Regions from separate parts of the Homo sapiens genome. Here region 1 is linked to region 2. A link is a loop called in an ENCODE intact Hi-C map of the cell type or tissue named here. Cell type or tissue: dorsolateral prefrontal cortex. All regions are shown on one strand. Links, peaks and the distances in the headings refer to the core of each region. The heading gives the core; the rest is flanking DNA.

The links. A loop is a pair of places that touch in the nucleus more often than their neighbours do. Peaks named below come from ENCODE experiments on the same cell type or tissue, not always from the same donor. Only the 100,000 strongest peaks of a DNase experiment are listed, where the experiment ranks them.
Region 1: a loop joins it to region 2, with 2.6 times the contacts of the local background. A loop is called at or near these places in 46 of 110 quality-filtered maps.

What each region holds. Positions count from the first base shown.
Region 1 is chr12:52,966,395-52,982,957 of GRCh38, forward strand. No RefSeq gene overlaps it. Among named protein-coding and RNA genes, the nearest start is that of KRT18, 26 kb to the left of the region's middle. RefSeq lists enhancers at 4,829-5,756, 5,757-6,682. In dorsolateral prefrontal cortex, for the core only: no CTCF peak of the experiment used is centred there; a DNase peak (open chromatin) is centred at 10,057.
Region 2 is chr12:52,371,866-52,381,805 of GRCh38, forward strand. KRT84 (keratin 84) reads right to left here. Exons shown (of 9, transcript NM_033045.4): 5 at 9,496-9,660; 6 at 9,215-9,340; 7 at 8,498-8,718; 8 at 8,011-8,042; 9 at 5,947-6,515. The coding sequence ends at 6,169. Among named protein-coding and RNA genes, the nearest start is that of KRT84, 8.8 kb to the right of the region's middle. RefSeq lists enhancers at 829-998, 2,506-2,675, 9,697-9,866 and a cis regulatory region at 914. In dorsolateral prefrontal cortex, for the core only: a CTCF peak has its summit at 8,524 (motif pointing right); a DNase peak (open chromatin) is centred at 8,556.

The DNA.
Region 1 (16,563 bases), core at 8,621-11,120, 600 kb after region 2:
TTGAAAAACAGGCTGGGCAACAAAGTAAGACTCCATCTCTACAAAAAATTTTAAAATTCACCTGGCGTGGTCGCGTGTGCCTTTGGTCCCAGCTACACAAGGGGCCCAGACGGGAGGATTGCCTGAGCCCCAGAGGTTGAGGCTGCAGTGACCCATGTTTGCACCACTGCACTCCAGCCTGGGTGACAGAGTGAGATCTTGTCACAAAGATAAATAAATAAATAAGTAGAATGCAGAGCAATGAAACCCTCATATGTTGCTGGTGGGAATACAAAACGTGTACAACTACTTTGGAAAACAGTTGGGCCGTTTTTTCTAAGTTTAAAAATACACCTCCCAGCGCGGTGGCTCACGCCTGTAATCCCAACACTTTGGGAGGCTGAGGCGGGCGGATCACGAGGTCACGAGTTCAAGACCAGCCTGGCCAATATGGTGAAACCCTGTCTCTACTAAAAATACAAAAAAAAAAAAAAAATAGCCAGGCGTGGTGGCATGCGCCTGTATTCCCAGCTACTTGGGAGGTTGAGGCAGAAGAATTGCTTGAACCTGGGAGGCGGAGTTTGCAGTGAGCTGAAATCTTGCCATTGCACTCCAGCCTTGGGCAACAGAGCAAGACTCTGTCTCAAAAAAAATAGTAATAAAAATAAAAATATACTTACCAGCTCGGTGTGGTGGCTCACACCTCTGATCCCAGCACTTTGGGAGGCCGAGGTGGGTGGATCACCTGAGGTCAAGAGTTCGAGACCAGCCTGACCAACATAGAGAAACCCCGTCTCTACTAAAAATACAAAATTAGCCAGGCGTGGTGGTGCATGCCTGTAATCCTAGCTACTTGGGAGGCTGAGGCAAAAGAATCACCTGAACCCGGGAGGCGGAGGTTGCAGTGAGCCAAGTTTGTGCCATTGCACTCCAGCCTGGGTGACAAGAGTGAAACTCCATTCTCAAAAAAATAAATAAATAAAATAAAATAAATAAACAGATGGTTCAAGTTTGGCCTCTCCCAGTAGGAATCCTCTTTGTGGCCTTCCTAACATCTGGCCTCCGTTTGAAGAATTTATGACAGTATAGCCCCTGTTGGATAATAATTGTATAATTACTGGAACATTATTGTTCCTTCTACTGGGCTGAAATCTGCCTCCTACTAACCTTCTAAACTCAGCTCTGCCCACTAGAGTTACACAGAACTCCCTCTTCCATTAGATTTCAGCCATAAGTGATTATTCTTCCCCTAACCTGTATAAAAGCAGCCCCAGTCACGGTGTAAGGATTTAGCTGCACTGCTGGCCTCAACCTCACCTGCCTGAATGAGCTGGAAAATAATTATCTACACAGAAACAGCCCAAGGAATTAGAATGATAGTGATGCTCAGATCCGGGGAGGCTGTGTCCCCCTGAAGGCCCTGGTCAGATCCTGGTGAAGTGGATGGTGCTGCCACAGGAGGGATGTAGGGTAAACTTCTCAGAGACTCAGGGCACTCCAGTGATCTGGGCCCAAAGCACACAGTTCCTTTTCCTCTCCCCACAATCCACACTGGAGCAGCAGGCTCTAGTGGGCCCCTCCCAGGCTGGCAGAACTTTCCCTATCACCCACTCCCCAGAAGCAAAAAAAGTTTAAAAAGCACCAGCCTAAGGCTGGGTGCAGTGGCTCATGCCTGTAATCCCAGCACTTTGGAAGGCTGAGGCGGGCAGATCACAAGGACAGGAGTTCAAGACGTGCCTGACCAACATGGTAAAACCCCGTCTCTACTAAAAATACAAAAATTAGCCAGGCATGGTGGTGCATGCCTGTAATCCCAGCTACTCGGGAGGCTGAGGCAGGGGAATTGCTTGAACCCGAGAGGCAGAGGTTGCAGTGAGCCAAGATCATGCCATTGCACTCCAGCCTGGGCAATGGAGCAAGACTCCGTCTCAAAAAAAATAAATTATTGTACATTTAAAAATAACTAAAAGAGTATAATTGGATTGTTTGTAACATAAAGGATAAATGCTTGAAGTGATGGATGCCCTGATGAGATTATTATGCATTGTATGCCTGTATCAAAATATCTCGTGTACCCTAAAATAGATACACATACTGGGTACCCACAAAAATTAAAAACTTTTTTTTTTTTGAGACAGAGTTTCACTCTTGTTGCCCAGGCTGGAGTGCACTGGCTCAATCTCGGCTCACTGCAACCTCCGCCTCCCAGGTTCAAGTGATTCTCCTGCCTCAGTCTTCCGAGTAGTTGGGATTACAGGCGCCCACCACCACACCTGGCTAATTTTTTTTTTTTTTTTTTTTTTTTGGATTTGGAGTAGAGACGGGGTTTCGCCATGTTGGCCAGACTGGTCTCGAACTCCTAACCTCAGGTGATCCACCTGCCTCGGCCTCCCAAAGCGCTGGGATTACAGGCATGAGCCACCAGACTCAGCCAAAATTAAAAACTTTAAAAAATAAATTAATAACCACAGCAGTAGCTAGTAGCTAATGGCTACCAGATTGGACAGGACAGTGCAGCACCAGACTGTAAGCTCCCTTTGAGCAGAGACTGGACTATCTTGTTCACTCTTATGCCCTGATACATAACACAATTCCAACACATAAACAGCAGGTTGTTATTTTCTTTTTTAAAGACAAAAATTTGAAATTGTAATTTTTATTAAATTGTAAATAAAATGTTATTTTATTTTATTTAATAACCTATAGCATTTGCCAATATCCAAGGTATAAATACTGCTGTCATGGTTGATTTAAAATGGTTTAATTCTGGGAAGCAAAATTTTCAAATTTAACAATCTTCTCTTACTAGCTTTTGAATGAATAAGCAAATGAATGAACAAATAAATGAGCAAATAACAAACCAAGAGGAGTCTCTGCATGCCTCACCCAAGGAAAAGAGGACAAAGGAGAGTAGAAGAATATTTCAAGATGCCAGCAGTCCTCTCACTCTCTTTGCAGGTCCTCTTTGTTCCAGGAAAGAGAACTTAGTGGGAGAACAATTGAACTTCCTCAGCTTCGCTTCACACACACCCCAGCTTTAAGAAAGCCCAGGAAGAATTTGTTTTTTTTTTTTTTTTTGAGACGGAGTCTTACTCTGTCACCCAGGCTGGAGTGTAGTGGCGTGGTCTCGGCTTCTCAGCTCACTGCAACCTCCACCTCCCAGATTCAAGCGATTCTCCCGCCTCAGCCTCTCCAGTAGCTGGGATTACAGGTGTGCACCACCACGCCCAGCTAATTTTCGTATTTTTAGTAGAGACAAGGATTTCACCACGTTGGCCAAGCTGGTCTCAAACGCCTGACCTCAAATGATCCACCTACCTCGGCCTCCCAAAGTTCTGGGATTACAGACATGAGCCACCTCACCTAGCCTTTGGATTACAGACATGAGCCACCTCGCCTAGCCTTTTTTTCTTTTTAAGGAAAAAAAGAAAAATAAAATCTCATCTTAATCTGCTCCATTTTTTTTTCTTTTTAAAGAAACTTTCCCAAGTCACTTAAACAGTCTTCGTAATGGGAAGGCACTCAAACTATAAATCTCCCTGTCATTTAGGAATGCTCAGTGCAAATGTTTATAGAACCCGGGCACCACTTTCAACCTCTCCTTTGAAGAAGGGCTTTGTAATCCTCCTCTGGGGTCACTCCTACATTCCAAAAATGTTCAGGAAAGGAAGGGAAGGTGCCCACCAGTGGGACAGCTTAGACCCAGGTCCCCACCCTCAGGTTCGGCCCTAAGAACATAAAGATACAAGAAAGGTCACGAGGTTAATTCAAAGCCAAGGAATGTCATGGCAGTAAATGCTGCAGGTGTTCACGGGGAGGATGATGGCCATGATTTGTGGCAGAAGTGAAACCTGAGAGATGCTAAGACTTGTGCAGTGGGAAAGGTGAGAAAATAATGAGAACAAAGTCCCCAAGGCTTGGCTGCATGCCTGGCAGCTAGTAGGTACTGCATAAATACAAGTTCATTGGCTCTCCTTGAGTTGTCTGGCTGGGGTCCCAGAGACTGAAACTTTGCTCTTGGCTGCAGCAGGGGCAAGATCGCAGGGGTGGGTACATGCCAAGCCCCAGGCAGCACGTCACCAGAGAGATAATCTTGAGCTGGTGGGAGCAGCCAGGCATGCAGTGGGGCTGAGCTGAGCCAAAGCACAAAACAAAAAGGTCTCATCCCTGTGGCTATAATCAAGGATGCCAACCCTCCGGCTGCCCCAAGACCCCAAGCCTAGATAAGGAGACAGCATCCTGCCTGAAGAGTGTGGCTCTGTCCAGTCGGGGTCTCAAAGGCCTACTGCCCACTTTGGTGCTGCCTTTAGCCCTGTCTAGCACCAGACCCAGCCACAAGGAGCACCTCAGGACTATGGCATACTTCTGTTGACCGGATGGTCACAGCCGTGGTCAAATCAAAGCCTTCTTGGGGTTCCCTGGAGCTGTCACTCATCTGCCACCACTTTCAGGCCTCTGTCACCCTAACCCAGCCCTTCAACACAAGTTCTCTGGCTTCTTCAAGCTCCTATCAAGTAATACAAAATCACCCTTAAAAGGCTCTATAGTATTGTTCAATTCCTTATCTAATACTTTCAAACCCCAAAAAACTCTGAAAACCAAAAATTCTTCATAACTCACATGCAAAACCTAACATGAAGTTATTTATACTTTTTTTTTTTTTTTTTTTTTTGAGACGAAGTTTCGTTCTTGTTGCCCAGGCTGGAGCGCAATGGCACGATCTCGGCTCACCGCAACCTCCGCCTCCTGGGTTCAAGCAATTCTCCTGCCTCAGCCTCCCAAGTAGCTGGGATTACAGGCATGCACCACTGTGCCTAGCTAATTTTGCATTTTTAGTAGAGATGGGGTTTCTCCATGTTGGTCAGGCTGCTCTTGAACTCCCGACCTTAGGTGATCCGCCCACCTGGGCCTCCCAAAGTGCTGGGATTACAGGCGTGAGCCACCGCGCTCAGCCTATTTATACTTTTTATATATTCCATTTAGTGTGAATATTCATACATTTCACTGCAGCAATATTAATAAGACTGAGTCCATGATTACACGTGCCACAGATCCCCCCCTCCCCACTGTGGTTTTCCTTAGTATACATTTTATGTACCACATTTCCTTTGTAAAATCTGAAAGATTCTGAATCCTGAGAGTCATCTGGACCTACAGGTTAGGTTAAGTGATTGTGGGCCTGCAGCATAAGCCCAAGTTTAGAGTGAAAGAATTCCAAGCTGAAATGCCTACTCCCCCAAGAGATGCACAGGCCCCTGCCAGGCAGAACAGACAGGGCCTTAGAGCTGATGGTGGGAGGGTCCCAGGAAGACAAGGCAGGGTAGGGGACTTGGATAGCTCAGGGCAGTGCCTCTTCGCCAGCTGGTGCACAAGCGCAGTGTTTCTAGGCTTTCACAACCACGCAGCAGCCCAGGGTGTGCCTGCTGCTCACCAGGATGACTCCACCTCTTCCATCAGCCAGAGCTTGAGCAACAACTTATCTCCCCACCTGGGTTTCTTCATCATTGCGAGGAACCCACCTGGGAGCCCTGGGTGGGGACGAAAGGAACTAAGGCATGCAGCATACTTAAGGAACTCAGTGGGGGTGGGCTACTTTGATTGTTCCTTTATTCAGTGTTTCTTGACCACCTTGTACCATGGTAGACCCCTGTGGGCAAGACAATGTATAAATTACCGTGTTAAGGACAGACAGAAAGTACACAAATAATTAAAAGCAAAATTGAACTGAGCAGATTAAAGTGAGATTTCAGAAGAGAGTTTGGCCTGGAGAAAAGAAGCTTGGGAGGAAAGAATGCTGCCTGGGGCGTCAGGAGCCCTGGGTTAGGTCAGGCTGACTCATTTCGGTGACTTTCACAAGGTTCTTCTTCTCTGGGCTCAGTTTTCCTCATCAGCAAAATATAGATTTAGCCTTAGATCTCCTCTAAGATTCCTTCCATTTTCTTTCTTTCTTTCTTTCTTTCTTTTTTTTTGAGACAGAGTTTCGCTGTTGTTGCCCAGGCTGGAGTGCAGTGGCGCAATCTAGGCTCACCGAAACCTCTGCCTCCTGGGTTCAAGTGATTCTCCTGCCTCAGCCTCCCAAGTAGCTGGGATTACAGGCGCACACCACCATGCCCAGTTAATTTTTGTATTTTTAGTAGAGACGGGGTTTCTCCATGTTGGTCAGGTTAGTCTCAAACTCCTGACCTCAGGTGATCCACCCGCCTCGGCCTCCCAAAGTGCTGGGATTACAGGGGTGAGCCACTGCGCCCGGCACCTTTTTTTTTTTTTTTTTTTTTTTTTTTTGAGACAGAGTCTTGTTTGATCACGGCTCACTGTAACCTTGACCTCCCACGCTCAAGCAATCTCCTGCTTCAACTTCCCAAATAGCTGGGACTACAGACATGCACCACCATGCAATCTCCTGCTTCAACTTCCCAAATAGCTGGGACTACAGACACGCACCACCATGCCCAGCTAAATTTTTTTTTATTTTTAGTAGAGACGAGGTCTCACCATGTTACCCAGGCTGATCTCAAACTCTTGAGCTCAAGCGATCCTCCTGCCTTGGCTTCTCAAAATGCTGGGATTACAGGCGTGAGCCACTGAACCTGGCCTCCCTTCCATGATGCCAAATATCGGAAGGTCTGTCATTTAGGAGAAGATAAATTATACCTACTCTCTGTGATTCCCAGGGGTACAACCAGACAGAAGCGTGGAAGCCAAAGGAGGCAGGCTTGCTGAGATGAAGGACTTTCTGAGGTGCTCTCCTGCACTCAGGAGGCCGCCTCCTCCTCATCCCAGTGCAGCAGCCTGGGGTTTGTAAATTAGGTAGAGAGTCAGAATGGGGTGCCACACAGTCCCCTCCCTCCACAAGTCCATAAACTCAACCTCCAGAATGGCTTTGGGTTTGCAGAGCATTTGCCAATTCACCAAGCAAGTCTGATTTCATCCTGGGAGCAGACCTAAAAGACAGCAGGGCAGGAACTCAAGGAGTCTTCAAGGAGGCATGGGGGATGAGGGCCCTGGGAATGGGCAAGGGAATAGCACCTGGATATGATGTGAGTTACACATTAAGGGAGATGTTGGCTTATGCCTGCAATCCCAGCACTTTGGGAGGCCTAAGTGGGCAGATCACCTAAGGTCAGGAGTTCAGCCTGGCCAACATGGTGAAACCCCATTTCTAGGCTGGGCGAGGTGGCTCACGCCTGTAATCCCAGCACTTTGGGAGGCCGAGGAGGGCAGATCAAGAGGTCAGGAGTTCAAGACCAGTCTGGCCAACATAGTGAAACCCCATCTCTATTAAAAATACAAAAAATTAGCTGGGTGTGGTGGTGTGTGCCTGTAATCCCAGCTACTCGGGAGGCTGAAGCAGGAGAATTCCATGAATCCAGGAGGTGGAGATTGCAGTGAGCCAAGATCGTGCCATTGCACTCCAGCCCGGGTGACATTACGAGACTCCATCTCAAAAAAGAAAGGAAGGAAGGAAAGAAGGAAGAAGGAAGGAAGGAAGGAAGGAAGGAAGGAAGGAAGGGAGGGAGGGAGGGAGGGAGGGAGGGAGGGAGGGAGGGAGGGAGGAAGGAAGGAAGGAGGGAAGGAAGGAAGGAAGGGAGGGAGGGAGGGAGGGAGGAAGGAAGGAAGGAGGGAAGGAAGGAAGGAAGGAGAAACCCCATCTCTACTAAAAATACAAAAAAATTAGCCAGGCGTAGTTGCAGCCGCCTATAGTCTCAGCTACCAGGGAGGCTGAGGCAGGAACCCGGGAGGCAGAGGTTGCAATAAGCCAAGATCGAGCCACTGCACTCCAGCCTGGGCAACAGAGCAAGATTCTGTCTCAAAAACAAAATTTTTTTTTTTTATTTTAAAAATTAAAAAGGGAGGGGAAGGCCAGGCGCGGTGGCTCATGCCTGTACTTTGGGAGGCCAAGGTGGGTGGATCACCTGAGGTCAGGAGTTCGAGACCAGCCTGGCCAACATGGTGAAACCCCATCTCTACTAAAAATACAAAAAAATAGCTGGGCGTGGTGGCAGGTGCCTGTAATCCCACCTACTCAGGAGGCTGAGAATCGCTTAAACCTGGGAGGCAGAGGTTGCAGTGAGCCGAGACAGCGCCACTGCACTCCAACCTGGGTGACAGAGCAAGACTCTATCTCAAAAAAAAAGGGGGTAGGGGGAACTTATAGTCATCTATGCATATAATACACAAAATGCAAATTATACACCAAATAGCAGAATATAATCAGTACGGGGTTAGTGGTAACAAGGGCTGGCAGGGGCTGTGGGAGGAGTTTGTGTCCTCACTCTGCCCTCCCCTCTCCAGCTGGGTATTTCTGCTCCTGCCCCTGTTCTCTCTCTGTTCTCTCTCTCTCTCTCTCTCTCTCTCTCTCTCTCTGTGTGTGTGTGTGTGTGTGTGTGTGTGTGTGTCTTTGTCTGTTTCTCTCTCTCTCTCTCTCCCTCTTTCTCACTCCTCACATTGGCTCCCACCCTCCTCAACCATGGCCAGATGGCACCGAGGAGGAGACGCAGCCCCTGTCCTTGAAAGGTGTAAGGTGTGGCTGGGCAAACACCAGGCCAACCCATCCACAGGAAACCCCACGGGGCCAAGGCCCAGCAGAGTCCTCTCTGTTTTGGCACCAGAGACAAAGGATTGTTCCAAGGATTACAGAGAAGGAGCCAGGCTGGCTGGCTGGGAGGAGAAGGAGCAGGGAGAGGGGCTTCCTGGAGGGGTGGGCGTCACACTGATAGACAAGAATGAGTGGACTGTTCCTGAGTTGCAGAGGGGCCAGATGACCCCCTTCAAGACTGAAGTGCTTCAGATAGCACTCCTACAGCAAGCTCAGATAGCACTCCTACAGCAAGCTCAGAGACAGGTCCAGCATCCTCCACCTTTCCAGTCCTGTCCAGGAGAAATGGGGTGGGCGGGGATCCAGGACATGAAGAAAGGCACGTAGCCTGCCTGCAGGCAGAGATGGGTGAAGAAAACTCCAGGGGCTGAGATCCTAACACTTCTGCTGAATTTTATCTCCCTCCTGTAATAGCCGCTCCAATGGTCCCATCCCAGCTGCACAGAGAGATATCCCTGGACAGAAGTCAAACAGCCACAGTGGAATAATCCCAGTGAGGTCACTTCCTCCATCCTTCTGTCTGCATTCTCTGAGGCCCCCAGGAAGCAGTGCAGGACTGCACTCTGGTGCTTTTATCTTCCCAGGACATGACTTCTGTGGGGGAGAGGGGCCAAGGCAGTGAGGCCTGGGACTGGGGGTCACAGGAGAGAAAGGAGACACTCTGGGGAACCTCTGTGGGTGGACTGAACCTCTGGGATGTCCCCATGGGCCCATAAGCTTCAGACCAGCCCCCTTGCTCTCAAATTATGGCCCACCCGCTTCTCCATTCCCCACACCCACTGTCCCGGGTTGGGCTGAGGTGCCAGCATGGAGAAGCCACATGGCATGCAGTGTACGGAATCCTTCCCTGGACTGCGCCAGGCCCTCTGGCCCAGAAAGGTTCATCCTGTCCTGTGCTACCTGGGAGGTAGGGAGGGACTCAGGTCCAAGCCCCACTGTGGACAGAGCCCTGGCCAAGCATAGACACAGGGCGTCAAGAATCCCAGGAGAGGGAGGGTCTCATGGCTCCCCAATCCCACCCATCCTGCATCTTCATCAAGGTACTTCTGGGCCCCTTGAGACAGTGGCAGCAGCTGAAGGTGAGGAGTCAGGGGATAAGAGAGCATGAGACCTTCACCTCTCCACCCCGCACCTCTCTAATTTGCTTCCAGAATTATCTTTAAATCCACATTGTTGCCCTATCACGACTCCCCCCTGAAACACCTGTGATGGCCTCTCATTGTTGAAAGCATAAAATCTGATCTTCCCCCTGCATTCCATCTCCCATATCCACCTCCCTACTCAAGTGCCCCGTCTGCCCTTCACTAAACCTACTGTTCCACCTGAACTAATCTCAAACAACGTTTCCCAAACTGCCTCCTGCCAGGAGTTCTCCCCACCCTTCCATGTCCTGCATCCCACGTTTTCCTCAAGGCTCAGTGCAAATCACGCCTCCTCCCTGAAGCCTTCCCCGTAACTCGGCTGCCACCCTCAGGCTGCCTGCCAATGCTGTCTCCTCCTCTGACACCTCTTATGAGCACCACTCATCAAGATGGTCCCTTTAGTACTTGGCGTGCCTGGCCCCACATGTTGGCTGGCATTGTTTATTTGAATGAACATTGCCTTGGTACAATGATGGAGCCTGCTCTGTCCTCCTAGAAGAGACAGGAGAGAGAAGCCCATAGCAAGGGTCAAAAACTCCCAGCCTGAACCTGGGAGATGTCCATATACTGATGAAATGAGAGGTTCCCCTCTGGGTTCCAATGCACAAGCCCTGTACCAGATGAGGGAGCCATAAGGGATGCAGACAGAGACTCAAAGACAGAGACAAGGGCTGAGGGAGGGGGGATGGAAAGAACTGGGGAGCCAAAGACTGCAGCGGGGAAAGAATGCAGTGTCCATCCTAAAAGAAGGAAAATGGAAGTTTCCCAGGGAGGAGGGTGCCTGATCTTATCTGCTGTTTACATTCCAGAGAGCCCCTGCTTCTGCTTCTCATCTTAATTAGAGAATACTTGAGAAGCCCTGCCGCCGTGCAGAGAGAAAGGAATGCAGGCCCCCACTAAACCCCAGCCTGCCCCCCTCACCCCTGACCTCCTGCTGGCTATGTGGTGGGACTGATGGGAGTCTGGGTTCTGGATCCATTTTCTGTTTTCTGTTTTTTTGTCTACAGTGGGCTGATCCATTAAGCTGGATTCCTTGAGAGAGTATGTGAGAGGGTCTGGGAACTGTCAGGGCTCCACTCCTGCAGGAAACAAACAAACAAACAAACAAACAAAATTAAAAAGTATTAGAAAGAGCCACTGAGAGGAACAGCTGAGATTCTCTCAGTCAGTCTGCCATTCACCCCCTCAAACATCGCCCTCACTCCACCACCATAATGTCCAGGCAGGGTGCTGACACTTCACCGTTCACCTCCCACCCTGCCCCGGGCTGTCCTCCAAATGTGTGTCAGACACAGTGCTGGGGGACTTATACTTCTGTCATAGTCTCTGTCTTCAGTAGCATATGGTAAGAGCCAGGATCCGCTATTAAACATGCTGTGAGTGGGTAGAGACAAAGTCTTGTCTTGTAGGGTGAGCAGGCAGTGAGGTCAGAAAGGGCATCACAGGTAGAGGAAAAAGCATGGGCAGAGGTCTGGAACCCAGTCCCTCTTCATACCACCCGCTGACCCTTTCCCCTCCCCCCCACATGAGATTTCTCCCCCTCTCTTCTCTCTTCTCTCCCTCAACAATTCCAGGGTTGCCCACCTGAAAACAAGCTCCCTGGACCACCTTCCCTTGCAGCTCTCTGTTCCTTCTCTCTTTTTTTTTTTTTTTTTTTTTTGAGACGGAATCTCACTCTGTCACCCAGGCAGGAGTGCAATGGTGTGATCTCAGCTCACTGCAGCCTCTGCCTCCCAGGTTCAAGTGATTCTCCTACCTCAGCCTCACGAGTAGCTGGGATTACAGGTGCCCACCACCACACCCAGCTAATTTTTGTATTTTTACTAGAGATGGTGTTTCACCACATTGGCCAGGCTGGTCTCGAACTCCTGACCTCAGGTGATCCACCCGCCTCAGCCTTCCAAAGTGCTGGGATTACAGGCGTGAGCCACTGCGCCTGGCCAGCTCTCTGTTCCTTCTCATAGCTAAGCATCTTACATCATTCTCTCTCGTTTTGTTGTTGTTTTGTTGTTGTTGTTGTTGTTGTTGTTGTTGTTGTTTGAGACAGAGTTTTGCTCTTGTTGCCCAGGCTGGAGTGCAGTGGCGCGATCTCGGCTCACTGCAACCTCCACTTCCAGGGTTCAAGTGATTCTCCTGCCTCTGCCTCCCAAGTAGCTGGGATTATAGGCATGCGCCACCACACCTGGCTAATTTTGTATTTTTAGTGGAGATGGGGTTTTATCATGTTGGTCAGGCTGGTCTCAAACTCCTGACCTCAGGTGATCCACTTGCCTCGGCTTCCCAAAGTGCTGGGGTTACAGGCTTGAGTCACTGCATCTGGCCTTACATTATTCTCAAAAGAGGTCTACACACAGGCTTTCCCCTTCCTCACCCAGTTCACTCTTCAGCCCCTCCAGGCTGGCTCAGCTCGTATGGCTCCTCAGAAGCTGCACTAGCCAAGGTTCCCAGAGACCTCCATGTTGTTGAAATCGATGGACACTTGACATTCCTTTTGTTCCTTGACCACTTAGCTTCCAGCAGCTGCATGCTCCCTCCTTCTTTTTTTTTTTTTTTTTTTTTTGAGATGGAGTTTCACTCTTGTTGCCCAAGCTGGAGTCCAGTGGCATGATCTTGGCTCACTGCAACCTCCATCTCCCAGGTTCAAGCGATTCTCTTGCCTCAGCCTTCCAAGTAGCTGGGATTATAGGCGTGTGCCACCACACCTGGCTAATTTTTTGTATTTTTAGTAGAGACAGGGTTTCACCATGTTAGCCAGGCTGGTCTCGAACTCCTGACCTCAGGTGATCCACCTGCCTCGGCCTCCCAAAGTGCTGGGATTACAGGCATGAGCCACAGCACCCAGCCTCTCCCTCCTTCTTGAAACACTCTCCTTCCTAGTCTCCCAGACACCTCGTGCCAGGCTTTTCTCTAGTTATAGTTTCTCGGTCCCTTTTCCCCACTCACCCTCCTTGACATGGTCTGTAACTTGATGTTTCTGATCTATAAATTGACCTGATATAAAGTTGATGTTCCTCAGGGCTGGGTCCTGGCCCCTATTCTCTTATTAATAGGGACTATTTTCTTGAGTCATCTCATACCTTGCCCTGGTTTTAATTGCATCTTCTATAGACCAAAGACTTCCAGATTGTGATGTCCAACCAGACCTTTCTTGTGAGCTCCAGAGCAGCCTATGGAATATTCTACTTAATGCCTCTTTTTAGATGACTCTTAGGCATCTCAAATTTAACCTGTTCAAAACTGGATTATTGATCTTAGCTCCCACCAGCTTCATAATTCTTGTTCATCTTAGTAAATGACACACCATCCATCTAATTGCTTGTGCCAGAAACCTGGGAATCATATTTGACACCTCCTTCTCTCTTGGTCTACCCTATGGATCTAATAAATTAATAACCCTACTTCCACAGTAAGTCCAAATCTATTCCTTTCTCCCCATCCACACCCCACATCCAGGCTGTAGGCATCTGTCCTCTGTACTATCACTGCAACATCTTCCTAACAGAAAGTCTTCTCATGGCCACCAGTAACCACTCAGCCTTCCTCCACACACCAGCCAACATGGTCTTCTTTAAAAATAAATCTCAGCCGGGCTTGGTGGCTCACACCTGTAATCCCAGCCAAAGTGGGCGGATCACCTGAGGTCAGGAGTTCAAAACCAGCCTGGCCAATGTGGCAAAACCCCATCTCTACCAAAAAAAAAAAAAAAATTAGCCGGGCATGGTGGCAGGTGCCCATAGTCCCAGCTACTCAGGAGGCTGAGGCAGGAGAATCACTTGAACCCAAGAGGCAGAGGGTGCAGTGAACCAAGATGGTGCCACTACTCTCCAGCCTGGGTGACAGAGCAAGACTCCATCTCAAAAAAATAAATAAATAAAAATAAAAATAAATGTGTGCCAGGCCCAGTGGTCCCAGCTACTTGGGAGACTGAGGTGGGAGAATCTCTTGAGCCCAGAAGTTTGAGACCAGCCTGGGCAACAGAGCAAGACCACCTCTAAAAAATATATAAATAAATAATAAATAGATAAAACTAGATCTCATAATATCCCTCACCTACTTAAAACCCTTCCGTGACCCAGGAAGCATCCAGACTCCATGGCCAGTGCCCTGACTCTGTGTTCCAGCTCCTCTTTTTGCAGTCTCCCCTGCTGACCAGCCTCCAGCCACACCATTCACTCCACACACACACTCCTCCCTTAGCTCCCTCCCACCTCCTCATCAGCGATCTCTCCCTCACCTTCCGAGGCTCTGGCTAAATGCTCTGGTATACAGAAGGAGCTTGATGAGTATGGGGAAGGTATGGGAACAGAGGAAGGGAGGAAAAGCCATGGCGACAGGGTGACACTTATAGCAACAAGTTGTATGGTGAGGGGGGCAGGTTAAGGGATGAGGCTGCAGAGCTCCCTTGAACTATCCCTTTAAGCATTTTGTAATGACTCCTATCCCTTTAAGCATTTCATAGCAAGATCTGCACCTGTTTGAGTTATTCTGTTTTATTTCTGGCACTGCATCAATATAGCCATTTGTTTTATTAAATGACTCTGATGGCATTTTTTTTTTTTTTGAGATGGAGTCTCGATCTGTCACCCAAGCTGGAGTGCAATGGCATGATCTCAGCTCACCGCAACCTCCACCTCCTGGATTGAAGCTATTCTCCTGCCTCAGCCTCCCGAGGTACGCACCACCATGCCCGACTAATTTCTTGTATTTTTAGTAGAGGCAGGCTTTCACCAAGTTGGCCAGGCTGGTCTTGAACTCTTGACCTCAAGCCTCGGCCTCCCAAAGTGCTGAGATTACACATGTGAGCCACCACGTCCGGCACTGATGGCCTTTTTGACTTGGTGACTCCAGCTGTCCCTGAGAAAAGCAGTCTTGCCTCCCTCTGCCCCCTGGTGGCCTTCTAGGTGCAGAGACCATTGTTCCAGTCATCCTGGCTACTAGAATGGCTTTGATTTTCTGGCTTATAGCACCACCATTTGGCCAAATTTGCTAATAGGCGGCTGCTCCATCCACATTGACTTCCAATTTCTTTTCAACCTTCTCATTGGCAGAGTTCATGGAATCAGAGCCTCTTGGAGCTTAAACAACGTCAGTGGACGTAAGAGCTCTCCAGAGCCTCAAGCAAGCTTGCAGTTCATTCTGGAGGGCCATGCTAGCGGCACAGACAGAATGGCAGTGATCATGGTGCAGGAGTCGAGGAACTGGCCCTGTGAATGTCAGGCATGTGTCCCCCTGGGTTTCCTGGTCCTTCCCTATTTGCCCTTGCCCTGACACACCTCTCATCCTCCTTCATGCTGCCTCCTGCACAATGCTTCTCCAGATTGGCTCAGTCCTATTTACACAGTCTTTGATCTGGTGTTTATGTCTTTTTTTTTTTTTTTTGAGACTGGTCTCAAACTCCTGACCTTGTGATCCACCCGCCTCAGCCTCCCAAAGTGCTGGGATTACAGGTGTGGGCCACTATGCCCGACCTATGTCTTTATTTTTTTTTTTATTTTTTTTTTTGAGACGGAATCTTGCTCTGTAGCCCAGGTTGGAGTGCAGTGGCACGATCTCGGCCCACTGCAAGCTCTGCCTTCCAGGTTCACGCCATTCTCCTGCCTCAGCCTCCCGAGTAGCTGGGACTACAGGCACCCGCCACCACGCCCAGCTAATTTTTTGTATTTTTAGACAGAGATAGGGTTTCACCGTGTTAGCCAGGATGGTCTCAATCTCCTGACCTCGTGATCCGCCCGCCTCGGCCTCCCAAAGTGCTGGGATTACAGGTGTGAGCCCCTGCACCCCCGCCCGACCTATGTCTTTATAATAATACCTAATATTTATATAATGCTTTGCAGTTTATGAACTATTTTATTTTATTTTTTATTTTTATTTTTTTGAGACAGAGTCCCACTCTGTCACCCAGGCTGGAGTGCAGTGGCATGATCTTGGTTCACTGCAACCTCTGCCTCCAGGTTTCAAGTGATTCTCCTGCCTCAGCCTCCTGAGTAGCTGGGACCACAGGCACGTGCCACCACGCCCGGCTAATTTTTTGTATTTTTAGTACAGACAGGGTTTCACCATGTTAGCCAGGATGGTCTTGATCTCCTGACCTCGTGATCCACCTGCCTCAGCCTCCCAAAGTGCTGGGATTACAGGCGTGAGCCACCAGGCCCAGCCTATGAACTCTTTTATACAGAACTACCACTCTTCAAGTGCTTACTGTGTGGCAGGTACTGTGCTAAGGATTTGAAATAAATGATCCCTAAGCTTTCCAAGATAGGTAAGTATAAGTGGTCCCATGTTATGAAAAAGGAAACTGCCAGGCGTGGTGGCTCACGCCTGTAATCCCAGCACTTTGGGAGGCTGAGGAGGGCGGATAACCTGAGGTCAGGAATTGGAGACCAGCCTGGCCAACATGGCGAAACCCTATCTCTACTAAAAAAATACAAAAATTAGCCAGGCGTGGTGGCAGGTGCCTGTAATCCCAGCTTCTCAGGAGGTTGAGGCAGGAGAATTGCTTGAACCCGGGAGGTAGAGATTGCAGTGAGCCCAGATTGCACCATTGCACTCCAGCCTGGGTGATAGAGTGAGACTCCATCTCAAGGAAAAAAAAAAAAGAGAGGCTGGGTACAGTGGCTCAGGCCTGTAATCCCAGTACTTTGGGAGGCCAAGGTGGGCGGATCACAAAGTCAGGAGTTCGAGACCAGCCTGGCCAACACAGTGAAACCCCATCTCTACTAAAAATACAAAAATTTGCCAGGCATAGTGGCGCACGCCTATAGTCCCAGCTACTCAGGAGACGAGGCAGGAGAATCGCTTGAACCCAGGAGGCGGAGGTTGCAGTGAGTTGAGATCGCACCACTGCAC
Region 2 (9,940 bases), core at 7,012-9,511:
TTGTCACCGGTCTCCCTGTGTTCAGCAACCACAGTGACCTCCCACTGGAGCACCAGGACAGGGTGCACTCCTGACTCAGGGCCTGTGCCCTGCTGTCTCTTCCACCCAAATGCTCCCCTGTCATCCAAGTGGCTTGCCCATTGCCTCCTGCAGGGCTTTGCCCCTATACCATCTCTCTGACCCTTTAAAAAAATGGCAACCTGCCCTCCACCCCAGGGCACTCTCCATCCAGCTTATCTTGCTCTTATTTATTTATTTTTCCATCACACTTAACACAGTCCAGAATTTACTTATTTATTCTATTTGTGGATTATTGTCTGTTTTTCCCATCACCCCAAAGTAAACTCCATGGAAGCAGAGATTTTGTCTGTTTTGTTCATTTTGTTCACCTAGAAAAGTGCTGGGAATATAGTAAGTGCTCAGTAAATATTGTTGACTGATGAATGTATAAATGAATGGCTATCTTGGATACTTTAGATATTTGAGGTTTGGCAGAAAATGACAGCTTGTGGGAAGCCTTGGCCCTTGAGCCCCGAGGAACACATGCAGTTTGAAAGCCATGGGACTAAGACCCCTCCCTGGCTCTTTCCTGCTTCAAGGCTGTGGTTTTCTGAATACCCATGGAGACAAAGAACACAGAACGGTGAAAACGGCTGGGTTGGGCTGGTGAGAAAGGAGATAGATTTATTTTTAAAAGCTGTTACTTATTGTTTTTATGTTTGTGTCCTAATTACAAATCTGGAGAAAAACAAAATGGTTTTACAAGACTCTAAGCTCCCTCCTCTCCTTGCTATATTGCACAAGCCAATCCTGCTGGTAGCCTGCTTTGAAAATCTCCTACGCCTTCTTGTCCGAAGTTGGTGGCCAGAAGAGGGCAGCAAATTCCCACAGCTGGCCTGGCAGCAGTTCAGTCGTGGCAGAAGCAGAGAAGGCCAGGGATCTGCCTGCAGCTGGCTCTGGTTTCCAGATCTTTGGAAGCTGGAGACAGTCCCTGACGCTTCTGCATCCACCTGTGGTTGGTACTGGAGTGGCTGAGCTGCTGACAAAGCTATTGTTCATTGACAAAAGAGAAACACCACCACCACCACCACTACTGAAGCAATTGTGTACCCACTGTGGGCCAGGTTGAGTGCCAAGCACCTTGGATTACCATTGCATGTCATCCCCACATCTCTTTGAGGTACGACATATTTTTCCATTTTACAAATGAGGCAAGAGGCGTATTGAGATTACGTGACAGGCAGAACAGCACAGTGGTGGTGAGCATGGGCTCAGGAGTCAGAGCTCCTGTGCCTCACCACTTATTTAACCTCTCTGGGCCTCAGTTTTGTCATCTGTCAAATGGGAAATAATAAAAGCACCTACCACCTAAGGATATTGAAAGAATAAAATGAGTTAACCTGTGAGAATTATTTGGAACACTACTCAGTTCAACATATGTTAGGTATTATTGTTACCTCTCATTACCTTTGGTCACGCAGCCAGTAAGTGGAAGACCTGGGATTGAACTCAGGTCTGCCTGTGCCCTTGTCCATGGGTTTGACCCCTATGTCATCTCTGGGAGATAACTGACATATTAATAATATTGAGTCTTCCAGCTCATTAACACAGTATATCTTTCTATTTATTTAAGTTTTCTTTGATTTCTTTCATTAATGTTTTGTAGTTTTCAGCATACAGATCCTCATATACTTTTTAAAGGTTTATGCCTAAGTATTTATCCTTTGGAATTAAATGGTACTATTGGAAATGATATTTCAACAATTTTTTAATTTCCATTGCTGGTGTATAGAAATACAATTGATTTCTGTATATTGACCTTGCATCCTGCAACCTTCCTAAAGTCACTTATTAGCTCTAGTAGATATTTAAATAAAGATTTCCTAGAATTTTCTATATAGAAAATGAAGACTTCTGAGCTGTATTTCTTCCTTTCCAACCTGTATATTTTTGCCTTAGTTCAGTGGCCAGGACAGCTTGTACAATACTAAGAGTGGTGTAAGCAGACTTCTTTATTTTGTATCTAATCTTAGAGAGAAAGCATTCAGTCTTTTACCATTAAGTATGCTGTCAGCTGTAGGTTTTTTTTTTTTTAGATTTCATTTGCCAGGCTAAGAAAGTTCCCTTCAATTTCTAGTTTGCTGAGAGTTCTCTCTCTTTTAAGCCAAGAATGGATGTTAAATTTTGTCAAATGCTTTTTCTGCATCTGTCAAGATAATTATACTGTTTCTCCTATTTAGTCTGTTGATATCATGAATTACATTAATAGACTTTTGAAAGTTGAACCAACCTTGCATTCCCAGGCTAAACTGTCATTGGTTATGATATACTATCCTTTCATTTGTTACTGTGCTTACTTTACTAATGCCTTGCTGAAGATTTTTTCATTTCTGTTCATTAAGGATACTAGTTTATAGCTTTCTTTTCTTATAATGTCATTGGGTTTTGGTGCAGGGTAATGCTGGTCTCAAAAAGAATTGAGACGTTTTCCCTTCTCTTATGTTTTCTGGAAGAGTTTGGGTTGAATTCTTTCTTAAATGTTTGGTAGAATTCACAAGTGAAAATGCTTAGGCCTGAATTCTTCTCTGTGGGAAGGTTTAAAACTGTACATTCAGTGCACACTTACTAGATATAGAGCTATTCAGGCAGGACTGGCTACATAATTTACAAGGTCTATCTTGGTGAATGTTCCCTATTATCACTTGAAAAGAATGTATACTTTTCTGTTTGGGGTGGTGTGCTCTATAAATGTCAAGTAAATGAGGTTGATTGAAAGTGACACAAATTACCAAAGACAGTGACAGTAGGCATTAAACTTTCCTTCTGTTAATCTGTCTTTGGTCATCTTAATTCACAGACTCCAAGCACTAAAACTAAGTGGGTAAAGGAAAGCTTTTTCTCCCTGACAGTGTGTTTCGACCATTTATGCTATATGTAATTATTAATATTGTTTTATTTAAGGTCTGTGATTTTATTATTTGTTTTCTTTTTGGCCTTTCTGATGTTTCTCTATTCTTTTTTATCTTCTTTGGATTATTTAGATATTAATATATTTTCCTTTGATCTATGACTTAAAAAACTTATTTATTATTATAATTATTCTTATTTTTGCAGAGAAAGGGTCTTCTGATATTACCAAGGCTGGTCTCGAACTTCTGTGCTCAAGTGATTCTCCTGCCTCAGCCTCCTACAGTGTTAAGATTGCAGGCGTCAGCCACCACGCCTGACCTCTATTGATTTTTGAGTGTATCTCTATGTATTACTTTTTAGTGGCTACTCTAGAGATACAATGTATGTAATCTACTTTTTCACAGTCTACTTAGAGGTGATATTTTATCACTTACGTTTACCTTCCCCAGTTTATGTGACAGTCATCATAGATATTGCATCTATATAAATTAAAACCCCATCACTAGTTATCATTTTTATTTTCAATAGTCATATACATTTTAAAGAACATAAAAGAAACAAAAATAAATTTTATATTTACCCAGATATTTACCATTTCTGTTGTTCTTCCTTTATTCCTGAAATTACGTTTCTCTCTGATATCGTTTCCTTTTAGAGCAAGTCTGCAAATGGCAAATTCTCTTAGTTTTCCTTCGTCTGAGAATGTCTTTTTGTTTCTTTGTTGGTTTTGTTTTCTTTTTGCCTTTGCTTCTGAAGGAGACTTTTGCTGGCTGTAGAATTCTGTGTTTACAGTCCCTCCCCCCTCCACAACCCTTGGCACTTTAAATGTGATGTGCCACCATCGTCTGTCTTTCATGGTTTCTGATGAGAAATCTATGATAATTTGAACGATTATTCCCCTATATGTAATGTGTTATTTTCCTCTAGCTTAAAAAAAACTTTAAAAAAATCTTATGTTCTCTTTATTCTTCAGATTGGATAATTTCTATTGATCTGTCTTCAAGTTATTGACTCTCCTTTGTCTACTTCTTTTTGTTATGGGCCCATCAATGACTTAAAAAATGTCAAATATTAAAATTGCCCCCAAGGGGTGTGTGTGACTTTGCACGTAGAAGATGAGGTGGGAAGTCATGAGCTCCTGGAAGCAGGAGGGCCAGTGGCTGGTGACCCCACCATCATGCAGGGCCTGAGGCTGTGAGCAGGGCAACCTCTACATCCTCAGGGTGCTGGCTGGGGTCTTGGCAATGCAGAACATATAAAAATGAGAGATGTGCTTCCTGCTCCCTCAGAAGAACTGTCTTGGAGTGAGGCTGACCAGCAAACCATTCCTACTATGAGACATGTGCCCCAATGGAGCTGTGCTGTTCGTGACTGTGCCTTGGCTGACTCCTGTCCCCACCTGACGCTATGTCTTGCACTCTATGCTATAGTCATGGCCAATTTCAACTCCAGGCAAATCCTCAAACTTCTGCTCTCTCCAACGTCTTGGTTTTTGCACATGCTGTTGTTGCCTCTGCTTGGGACACTTCTTCCTTCTTAGTATGGCTAATTCATCATCCTTCACACCTCTGCTGGGACATTATATCCTTCAGGAAGCATTTAATGTTGCCCCAAGTCTGGGCGGGGCCTCTTGTCTGGGTAGTACAGCATGAGTTCTGCTTTTAATATAGTACTTAGCATATTGAGTCAAGTGCTTATGCACTTGTCCATCTATCAGACATGTGCACTTGTCCATCTATCAGACAGGACTGTAAGCTCTTTGAGGGCCGGAATTGAATCTTGTCAATTACCATTTTCCCAGCATCATGCCTGGTATGTGGTAGGCACTTCTCAAATGTTTGTTGGATGAATAGACAAAAGATGAGAGGTGGGCAGTGGGCTGTGTGGAGGGGATGGCTGGAGGTGGAAGTCTACGGGCAGATCACACAGGGCTTGTATGCCATGTTAAGGAGCTTGGGCTATTTCTGGGAGGCAACGGGGAGCTACCGAAGGATATGAGCTGCGGGGAACCACAGTCAGTTTTTTATGTGAGAAAGGCCTTTCTAGCAGCATCGTGATGAATGAGTTGGATGGAGACACGAGTGGGAACAGAAAGACCAGGAAGGACCTATAATGAACTGATGAACTGGGGGAACTGAGGGTGGGTGAGACCTGGGGAGCAACAGATGGCAGGGTTCACTTTGGTCAGGGGAGGGTGCCTCTGAGCACAAGGCTATTCCCAGTGGTGGGGGGAAGTGGGCAGTGGGCTGGCTGCCACTTGTTTTTGGAGCCTTTGCTACCTCTCCTATGCCCTGCAGAACTGTCAGTCCCTCCAGCGAATGGCCTGGGCCCTCTTTCCTCAGTGCCTTCCCTGTGCCCAGGACACCAGTCTCTGCCCTACCTCAGCTAGGCAGGCTGTGATCTGGTGGAGTCTAGGAGGCAACTCCTCCAACCCCAGTGTGATCCAGAAGGAGAGGCCAGAGTCCCTGTGAGGTGAGCTTGGCAAGTTTATTGAAAACCCAGGAACACAAAGAGTAGTGCACACAGGCAGCCCACCCCACCCAACCCCCAGGCCTCCTTGGAGCTTGCAGACACAACCCTGCAGTGGACAGGGCTGGGCCTCACACCACGAGCAGGGGCAGGAGTACGGGGATCATTGCAAAGCCCGCCTGTCCGCCTGCACCCCACCTCGTGGACTTGCATGCTGGAGTTACACCAACAACCCAGGAAGAGAAACAGCCGGAGAGAAGCCACTGGGAGAAAAGCCATCTCGGGGTTTAGGGAGCCTGGGGCCACCAAGGACTGGGATCCCCTTCATCAGGGAGAGAAGGAAAGAACCTTCTCCTACCAGAGAAAGGAAGAAGAAGGAAGTGAAGGATGTGGAGTTAAGGATGCCTGCAGTGTGGACGGTCAACTCCATTCTCCAAATTAACCCAAAGCCACGGGTGGTGAGGGCACTGGGTGGATTGTTGTTATTGCACGGAATGTGCATTTCTCCAGGCTGTTGCTGACAGGGAGAGGAGTGATCCAAAGGACAGAAATTGGGAGGCAGGGAGAAGCCAGCTTAGCTGGAACTGCTAATGGAGCATCTACATGGCAGAAAAATCCTCCAAGAGGACATGGGGCCAGGCAGAATAATCGGGGGAGTGCTAAGGGGTGGCTTCCTGGCAGAAAGGGGAGCTGGAGACCGTCAAGCCCAGAGCCCACGAACCCTGGGGGCAGAAGCAGGAGCCGTGGAGCTGGTTCTTCTCTGGGCAGCAGCTGTCTGGGGCTGGGCTCTCAGTACTTGGTCCGGCAGGAGGTGGTGGTGGACACAAAGCGGACGCTGGAGCTGCGGCCGCCGCTGCAGCTGCTGAAGCCCCCCTGGGTGGGCAGGGGGCAGGGGACGCTGGGGACACAGGCCTCGCTGATGAGCATGGAGCCACTCCTTGTGCCAGTGCTCAGCAGGTCCCCAGTGGCCGGGGCGACCCGGGCTCCACCCAGGCTGGGGCCACAGGAAGCCAGGACCCCACTGGTGGCACAGACGCTGCTGCTACCTGAGAAGGTGACCCCGCCGCGGGAGAGGGTGGAGCCGGCAACCAAAGGCTCAGGCCCGCACACCAGGCCGCCCCGGGAGCTGCTGACGGCTGCGGAGAAAGAAAGCATCAGGGAGGCTGCCGACACCAGGGCCCTCCACCTCCATGCTACCCCTGGGCTGCACCTCCGGGTCTGGTGGGGAGGGAGTGGGGTCAGGGTTGTGGCATCTGGGGAAGTGGTCCCTATTGTCTATACAGTCAGTATACACTTTTTCCCTCTCTGGATGGCTCAAAGACTGTGACTACATTAAAATCAAACATTCAGATGAAAATGACGACTTCATCCAATTCCCCAGATGTTTGCATGCATCCATAGGTTGACTGTCATTTATATACGGCTAAAGTCAAGTTGGGTTGTGAGATGTAGGTAGTGAGCTGGATTATCCAGACAGCTGGAACAGCAGCTTCCACAAAGCCATGGGCCTTTTCTCTTCCAGTTGTATTATGCCCCTTGGTGGTCTCCATATTTCCCCTAGCCCAGCACACAGGAAACCCCTCCAACACTAGTCCCTTGTCGCCTCTCTCCTGACCCACTGGTGGCTGTGCTCTGTAGCCCTCTGCTCTCCCTTGGACACAACTCCATGCCTCAGGACTCAAATCCACAGAAGAGCTTGCTAGACCAGCCCCATCCATGGAGGGGTACACTCTTTCCTGCCCTTTCATCTTACCCAGAATCCTTCCTGCCATCCATGATGTTCACTCAAGCTTGACCTCCTGCAGAAAGCCATTGCCTGTGGCTTCCCCTGACCACTCACCGCCTCCATGGGAGTGGGAAGGGACACTGTCTTCCAAGTACATGTAGCTCTGACTGTCTGACCCACCCAGTTTAGCACTCGGTTCCACTACACGTCAGTGTTCATTTGTGTTTTTGGAGTCAGAAATCTGGGTTTGAAATCTGGTTCGCTTTGTAAGTTCTGGCAAATCATGTACTTTCTCTGAGTGGGCAAAACAGGGATGCCAGTATCCGCTTTTCTCCCCAGGGATCCTTCCAGTGTTAGGTTGATGGTGGCTAGGACTCATCTTCTCAAGAAGATTCTATTTCTAGAGAGCGTGGGCTGGGTCTTGCCTTGCCAGTGTCCCCAGACTGCCATGCCCGGCACACTGCCCTGCGTGCTTTGGGTACAACCCATGCTTCGGCTGCAGCAGTGGGGAGACTTCCATTTGGCCTTATTGCGTTCCCTGCCATCAGGGGATGAGAGGCTCCCCTGGCAGAGGCGTCCCATTCCTTCTAAGTCCCAGTCCTTCTAAGTCCTTCTAAGTTCCCTTGAAGGACAAGGCCGCTCAAAGCAAAAAAGCTGGCTGTCCTCCACTTTGGAGGCCTTGAAAACCTTTATGAATGTTTTGCTCTGGGGAAGGCAGGCTCTGGGGAGATCTCAGACCTCAGCTAAGAAGATGCTCCCCATCCAGGGCTGGATGGTCCCAGCTCCCCTGACTGTCGTGGCCAGACCGGCCATGTCGGACGCCTCCTGACCCCAGTGTGAGCCTGAGTTTAAAGGAAGTTTGAAGAGGAGAGAAATGTGTGAAGAGGAAAAAACAAGTTTCTTACATATGTTTACTGGTCCAACACCTTCACAGAGCCTGGAAAGGGGAAGAAACAAATCATTTCACATGCACTATTGTTTCCTGAAAACCTATTTGCCATAAAAAGGGCTTTCTTGTTTGAGTAGATCTGTGGAGCAGTAGTTCTCACCCCTGGTTATACACACATCTGGGGAGCGTTGAAAAACACGTTCTTAGACCCTATCCCAAAACCATTAGATTAAAATATTTAAGGAAATTTATCATTAGTAGTAATTTTAGCAAAATTACTAATGATTCTGGTGCAGCTTATCTAGACTTGCATTTGAGAATCACAGGTCTAGAGCCTTCTTCTGATTCCCTGACAAGGGCAATGCAACTAATGTTTGCAGAGAAGGTATTGTCATCTTTAAAGACTATGTATTTCTGCAGTTCTTCACTGTCCCCTTCTCTTCCTTAGTCTTTCTAGATGCCTAAGTCTGACTTCACTCTCCTGCTGGACTGAGAGTACTCACCGGCTCTCCTCGCCCTCCAGCAGGCGCCTGTAGGTGGCGATCTCGATGTCCAGGCCCAGCTTGGCATTCATCAGCTCCTGGTACTCGCACAGCTGCCGCGCCATGTCCTGCTTGGCCTGCTGCAGGGCACACTCCAGATCTGCCAGCTTGCATTTGGCATCACTGAGGGTCGCCTCGCCCTGCTGCTCGGCCTCGGCCACTGCAGCCTCCAACTTGGCACGCTGCAGGGAAGGCAGTTTGCAGGTAGGCTTCGGCAGTGCCAGGGCATCCCCAGGTTGGGTTAGAAACACGGCCCCTCTTAGTGGGAACATAGCCTGGGGCCAAGGCAGGGATGGACCCCATGGTGGCTGCTTTCCCAGGCACTGGAGACCCTGTAGTTTGATGTCACTATGGGGTAGGGCATTGCTGTTGTTTCCATCCCCACTGACTTTGTCACTGCTGATTTCAGCTGCCCCAGAGTCATGGCATCTAGAGGGTAAATTTATTCTTTCTGTACCACCTTCCCTGCTGGGTCTGCTCTAGCCCTTTACTTCTATGTGGGAAGCTCTCCTTCCCTTCCATATTTTTATCCTCCAGAAAGCCTTCCTGGACTGATCCCTCCATTCCTTGGTTTCTGGGTCTTGATGGTCTCCCTCACCTCATTAGACTTGGGGGTTCCCAAAGCCTGAGGCCCTGGTTCTCCCTCATCTGAGGCTTTCCCTCCTTTCCTTTGCCCACCTGAGCCTTGGCGTGCTCAATCTCTGCCTTAAGCCTCTGGATCAGGCGGGTCAGTTCGTTGATCTCGTTCCGTATGTTGCGCAGGTTGTCACAGTGTTGGCCAGCTGTCACCTGCATCTCTTCATACTGCGGAGAGAGGAGGGTATTTTGAGGGTTCGGAGGTCAGGTCAGGATCACAGCCCCCACTGAGTTGGGGGCTTCAAACCTCCCTGGGCCTGATCTGTTATATATGAGTCATTCCCAGAGCTGCCTACATCCCTTCCCCAGCCTCCACTGCCCACCTTGGTCTGGTACCAGGCCTCAGCATCAGCCCGGCTGCGCCTGGCCACCTCCTCATACTGGGCCTTGACCTCAGCAATGATCCCATCAAGGTTCAGGTCACGGCTGTTGTCCATCTTCACAATGACCGACGTCTCTGAGATGTGCGACTGCAGCAACTGGATTTCCTGTGTTGGAGGATTGGGGAGACAGATGTGCTTAGAGTCTCATTTAGTAGCTGGGACTCTGCCACAGGGGGCCCAGGAAGTGGTGCCAGGGGCAGAGAGCATCACTCATTGGTTCATAAAAAAGCAAGACCATCTAAATTGATGATAAAGAAAAAGACATGTCTGAGAACCATCTCAGGCTGACTTTAGAGCTCTTGTGATCTACTCAGAAACATCCCTTTAACACACTACTTTGCTCAGTAAGTATTAAAACCATGGGGATCTAAGAACATGGTGGAAG